Linked DNA regions of Homo sapiens: region 1 is linked to region 2. Evidence: chromatin loops called from intact Hi-C (ENCODE). Cell type or tissue: HepG2. All regions are shown on one strand. Links, peaks and the distances in the headings refer to the core of each region. The heading gives the core; the rest is flanking DNA. Region 1 overlaps LOC105373933 (a long non-coding RNA gene). Region 2 has its middle 160 kb from the start of SH3BP4.

The links. A loop is a pair of places that touch in the nucleus more often than their neighbours do. Peaks named below come from ENCODE experiments on the same cell type or tissue, not always from the same donor. Only the 100,000 strongest peaks of a DNase experiment are listed, where the experiment ranks them.
Region 1: it touches region 2 in a loop (21-fold over the local background); 5 of 110 quality-filtered maps call a loop at or near these places.

The regions. Positions count from the first base shown.
Region 1 is chr2:234,287,506-234,290,421 of GRCh38, forward strand. The region is part of intron 2 of LOC105373933 (a long non-coding RNA gene); the gene reads right to left. Among named protein-coding and RNA genes, the nearest start is that of LINC01891, 170 kb to the right of the region's middle. In HepG2, for the core only: a CTCF peak has its summit at 1,604 (motif pointing right); a DNase peak (open chromatin) is centred at 1,666.
Region 2 is chr2:235,115,412-235,118,327 of GRCh38, forward strand. No RefSeq gene overlaps it. Among named protein-coding and RNA genes, the nearest start is that of SH3BP4, 160 kb to the left of the region's middle. In HepG2, for the core only: a CTCF peak has its summit at 1,692 (motif pointing left); a DNase peak (open chromatin) is centred at 1,710.

The DNA.
Region 1 (2,916 bases), core at 93-2,592, 830 kb before region 2:
AGGAGTTCCAGACCAGCCTGGCCAACATGGCAAAAGCCCATCTCTACTAAAAATAATTTTTTAAAAAATTAGCCAGGTATGGTGGTGCATGCTTGTAATCCCAGCTACTCAGGAGGCTGAGGCAAGAGAATCACTTGAATCCAGGACATGGAGGTTGCAGTGAGCAGAGATCGTGCCACTGCACTCCAGCCTGGGCAACAAGAGCAAGATTCTGTCTCAAAGAAAAAAAAGTGAGAGGGTGTTCCCACCTTCCCTGCTGTTCAGGGCAGAACAGGAACAATGGGTACGTTCACACCTGTCCATGGGGAAACCGCTGCTGCTCATCTGGGAGGCAGTGGGGCCATGACCATAGTGAGCTTTAAAACTGTTTGGATCCTTTGACCTCTTGATTTTGCTTCCAGGACTCCACCCCAGCAATCAAGATTCACAAACCACCTTTTCCTTATAGCATGGTTCATAATAGTAAGATTAAAGACAATAGAAATGGCCAATAAAAGAAGAATGACTATATAAATTATGGGCCAGCCACAGAATGAAATGTGATGAGGCTATGCAAAAGAGGGCTTATAGAACATTTCATAACGCTTCCGTAGGTAATGCTATTCAACAACATCGAATATAGCATGATTAGTGAAGTACATATCCAATGGTGCACTTATGATTTGAAAGGAGATGCATGCAAACGCTAATGGGATTTATATCATTTATATCTTGAGAGCTGGATTGAGAGTGATTTTTATTTTGCTTCTGTATTTTTTTTAACATTTTCCACATTACCTGCAAAGAGAACATCCTACTTTGTTTGTTGTCTTTTTTTTTTTTTTTTTTTTTTTTTGAGATGGAGTCTCACTCTGTCACCCAGGCTGGAGTGCAATGGCATCATCTTGGCTCACTGCAACCTCTGCCTCCTGGCTTCAAGTGATTCTCCTGCCTCAGCCTCCTGAGTAGCTGGGATTATAGGCGCCTGCCACCAAGACTGGCTAATTTTTGTATTTTTAGTAGAGACCGGGTTTCGCCATGTTGGCCAGACTGGTCTTGAACTCTTGACCTCAGGTGATCCACCTGCCTTGGCCTCCCAAAGTGCTGGGATTACAGGCGTGAGCCACTGCGCCCAGCCCATGCTGCTTTTTAAGAAAGAAAAATCATAAAACACTTTACAATTAACACCATGTGAAATAAGGCCTGTAGAAACACAGAAGATAGAGTTGTGGGCCTAGGCTTATTCCTTGGCCTGCCGGGCGGGGAAGGACATCTGAACACTAAAAGGTTCACCTATAAGAAAGAGGAAAAGTGTCCCAGCAGGAGAAACGGCCTGTGGGGAACACATAGAGATGCGGTGTGAGAGGCAGCTGCCTGGGAGAATTGTTCTCCCATCCCTGTTGCGGCAAAATGTTGCTTACAGGCTCAGACACGTGATGCTCTCTCCACGGTCAGGATCTACCTACTAGAAGCTCCTGTTTCACCTGTGCCCTAATTACAGCCACCCCCGCGCCCTTCTCCACCATCACCTGAGTCAAGTGCCTACACCTCTCTGTTCCCTACGTTAGGGCCCACGACCAGCTGAGCCTAACATCAAAAGTTCCCTCTGTGACCAGAAGAGGGCGCGGTGGTGCAGGATGGGCGTCCCAGGAAGGCCAGGACTTAGGTTCAAATTCCCGTTTTGTCCATTCCTGTAACCTGTGAAGTTCACGTGGGTAACATGCGTGTGACAACACCTCATCACGGGGTTCTTGCGAAATCAAATACAACAGTGACATACAAATGGCTTGCAAGCTGAACTCCTGTGACTCTGAGGGATTACCAACTTCTGTCAATACTTTATTCAGTGTTGAACCCCCAGGTGATGCGTGGCTCACTTTACCTGAACCTTCACCTCCCAGAGAGGTCTTGGCATCTGCCTGCTTGTAGGGACTGTGGCCCCTGTCCATGCCCTGCTCCTGCCCTTTGAGTTCCAGGGTCTGTCTGCTGTAAAAGCCTGCTGGACTCTGCTCCTGACTCAGTTTGACCAGCTGGCTGGGCTCTGGTGTGGCCCACAGCCTAGGAGGAAGGATGTTGTGTCCCGGCCAGGTGCTCATGGGCTCAGTGAGCAGCACTTTGAACTCTAGGCGCAGTAACAAGGGCCTCCCTCATGACCCCTCATGACCAAATGAACCCTCGACTCTGGGGAGTGGTCCTCATCTTGCCACTCTATGCCTTTATACCCAGACCCAAATTTCCTCCAGGGCAGTGGTCTGTTCTTACCTGCCTTTCCAAATGCCAGTCTTCCACCCTAAATTCCAGTGTCCATGGATGGGGACCCATCACTGCTGTCCAGGTTCCGAGTCACCCTCCTGCCTCCATTTTCACCACATACCCAGCCCAGCCCAAGAGATGGGACCTCTCTGATGGGAGCTCTCAGGCCTTTGCTTTGACTCTGACTCAGAGCCTCCCCGGACAGTGGTGCAGTGTGTGCACTGCTCACCCCCAGGCAGTGTTGCTCATACTTCAGTCTATAAAAAGCAAGGCAAGGCCTGAACAGCTGCAAACAGCAGCCCTGCTAGGGCATAGCTTTCCAGCTGTGATCCAGGCATGTGGCCCTGGCTGCTTCATGAAAGGCCCTGGATCTGAGCCCTGGCCTGGCCTCTTCCAGATGTAAGATGGGGAAGAGCTCAGAATCTCTCTGAACCTCCATTTCCTTAACTGTAAAGTGAGGGGCTGGATTGCTTGATTTCTAAGCTCAATTATCTAGACATGCCAAAATGTACTATCTACCTGATTCTAGAATCTCTCAAACCTGCCCTAATCTGCCTGTACCAATGGGCTCTGGAGAATGTCCTGATGTCACCAGATTCATGCCTGAGATGAAAGCCTTAGGATTCAAGAGCCCAGCTCTGTCCTTCTCCAATGCAGCCTCAAACCTCCTGCTGTTCCTGGCCC
Region 2 (2,916 bases), core at 304-2,803:
AAAAAGCAAATGGGTAGGCTTCAGAAAAGTTTAGGGGCTTGTAGAGAGGGAGAAAAAAGAAAAGAAGAAAAGGAATTTTAAAAGGATTACTGTCGTGTGTGAAATATATGTCATTTAACTTTCTTAGAGACATGACTGTGATTGGCATTACAGTTACTTCGCATGCTTTGGATGACACCATGGTGAGAATGGGCCACGTGGACCATTGAGATATATTTGGATTTCACATGGCAGAGAAAATCAGCTGAATGATAATTAATGACGCATCTGTTTTTGAAAGTCTATTGTTTTATATTGAGCTATGTAAATTTGATATAGGAAAGATTCATGAAATCTCACTCCAAATGACATGGATTCTCTCCAAACTAAGAAAAAAAATCACCAAGAATAGCATACTGTAATTTCAAAGCTTGCAAGCGGCTTTGAAATTTTAAAATATTCATATAATTTTTTAAAGGATGGGTAGGAATTTCTGTACACAGTGGAACTATTCCTGCCATATGACAATAGCATAAAGACAAGCTAGAATGGACTCTGCTTGCAAGCTTTGAAATTACAGTATGCAATTCTCAGTGATTCTTCTTCCTAGTTTGGAGAAGATCCATCTCATTTGGAGTGAGATTTTATTAATCTTTCCTATATCACACTATTTTTAATTTACATAACTCAAACAAAGAAGGGTACCGTGTGGGTGGCATTTCGTTTGCAGCATAGAGGAGGTGGTGGAAGTGAGTCCTTCTGTGACTTGACCAGAGATGTGAGCATGAGAAAGTATTGGCTGAGCCTGGTTCTCTGGTCTGAGACTCAGGGACATTCAGCTCAGTCCCCTTCCACCCGCACACCCCCACCTGATGCTGCTGTCATCGTGCCTCATCTGGCCACATCTCTCATCTTTGGCTCTGCACTCAAGGTCATCCATAATGCGAAGCCACCTCTCCAGCCATGCCTTAGCTCCCACTTTTCCTGAAAGTGAAGCTCTGCCTCTCTCACCCCGTGGTCCTTCCCGATGCTCCCATCCTGCAGGCCAAGCCATCCTCTCCCCCACGACTTGCCCCTGCTCCTCTGCTTCCAGCCCCTGCAGTTTTTGTGTTCACTGCAGACTCTGGGGCCTCCAAGAGTTTGTTTCAAACACCTTCTTTTTTTTCCTTTCATTCCTTGGATCTGCTTACCACGATCTCAGCCTTTAATTGTTGGTGCCTCCTGGGCAGCAGCCCTTAGTTGTGTGTTGTTTATATCCTTCCCTCATCGACCAGTGCTTGATACATTCTAAATTATTTCAAATTAATTTGTAAAACCCACAATTATTATCATTTCACTCATATTCCAGGTCAATTTTGACAAAGGTTTCATAGATTTTCATTGAAAATGACATATATCTTAGGAAGAGTTAATACAAAGGTGAAGTTTATGTCAATATATATTTTATTTTTTTCAAAATTATAGTATGAAGTTTTTTCTGGAGAAGGACAAATTTTATTGAATTCCTACACAGGAGTTTCTCTTCTCCTTATCAAATGGTACAGGAATTAAGCATGAAAGGTTAATTCACACAGTCTTAGAACTCTCTCTTCCCTACCTTCTTTCTGCAAAACCAGAAAAAAAAAGCCTGTTTTCAGTCAATAGCTATTTTATTACTCTGTTTGTTAAATAATTTAACTTTATTTGCAATACTATACCTCCCCCTGGTGGAAATAAACAGGCTGTAACAATTACAATCTTTCTTTTTCTGAATCCATTGCAGCGGATTGTGAAAAGACGAGGAAGGAAACAGTAGCTTGTTTATTTCCAGTCCGTTCATCCCAAACTAGTAATTCCATCTCCATTGGTTCTGTATCTGAAATTTCTTTTTATTCTTTATTTTCCTCCCTAACTTATGATGTTGTATATGGTCTTGCAACTTAAATTCTTTTGTAATGTTATTCAAATGAAAATTCATAGATTTTCCAAAGTACTTTATTTCCTAAGCTTTCATGTATTAATTAATAATGCTTTTACCTTTATGGGCCAATTTTAGACATATAGCCCATCAGTCTGAGCTGATAAGCATAATTGAATAGTGCCTTTGCCTGAAGTAATTTCAGAGAAAGCTAAGAAGCCTGCTGCTTTAGAAATATTTGGGGTGTTTTTATTAAGAAAATAAGCAAAAAAGCCTAGTGGAATACTATCTTTTAAACCTTTATACTTGTAGAGAACAAATCATTTTGTTTAATTGATTTGTTCTAGAGGTGACAAAACTGAGGACCTTACCTGAGATGACAAAGATAGTTAAGTGGTGGGACTGTGATCAAAATGTATTAATGGATTGAAAGTCAGGAAGCTGTCTCCTCGCTTGAAACTTAGTGGGCAACCACTAACGACTAAGGAATAGATTGAATGCCTGGGGATCAGTTTTACATGGGGAAGTGAATCACAGTTTCCTAGAGTAAATGGAATAACAAAAAAGAAATATCAAGGTGACTGAAAAAAAAAGCATAAAATCTGACACGTAATAAGTGCTATTTATTAAAAGGCAAAGGCTTCCATCTTCTATTAGAATACAAAACCACAATAGACTGCTGATTAAAAGAGAAGTTACAATTAAATAACATTAAAAGTTTATTCTATATGGAAAGCATGACAGGCAACGGTGAACAAAACAGATAAATGTTTGGATGGTTTGGCAAAGACGATAAGAAACAAAGTGGTAAGGTGGTAACTCTCCCTGCTATTATGGTCTCTGGAGTTTCTCCACTCCTATTTTTTCCAGGCTACCAAACTACTAGCGAGAGAAAGAAATTTTATGACAGCAATGGCTAGAAAAAATACTTGAGACAAAATTGGACATTTAAATTTATAGAAAGTGCCATCTACAGCTTTAAAAATACATAAAGCAAAAACTGAAATACAAGGAGTAATTAACAGAAGCATGAAAGCAGT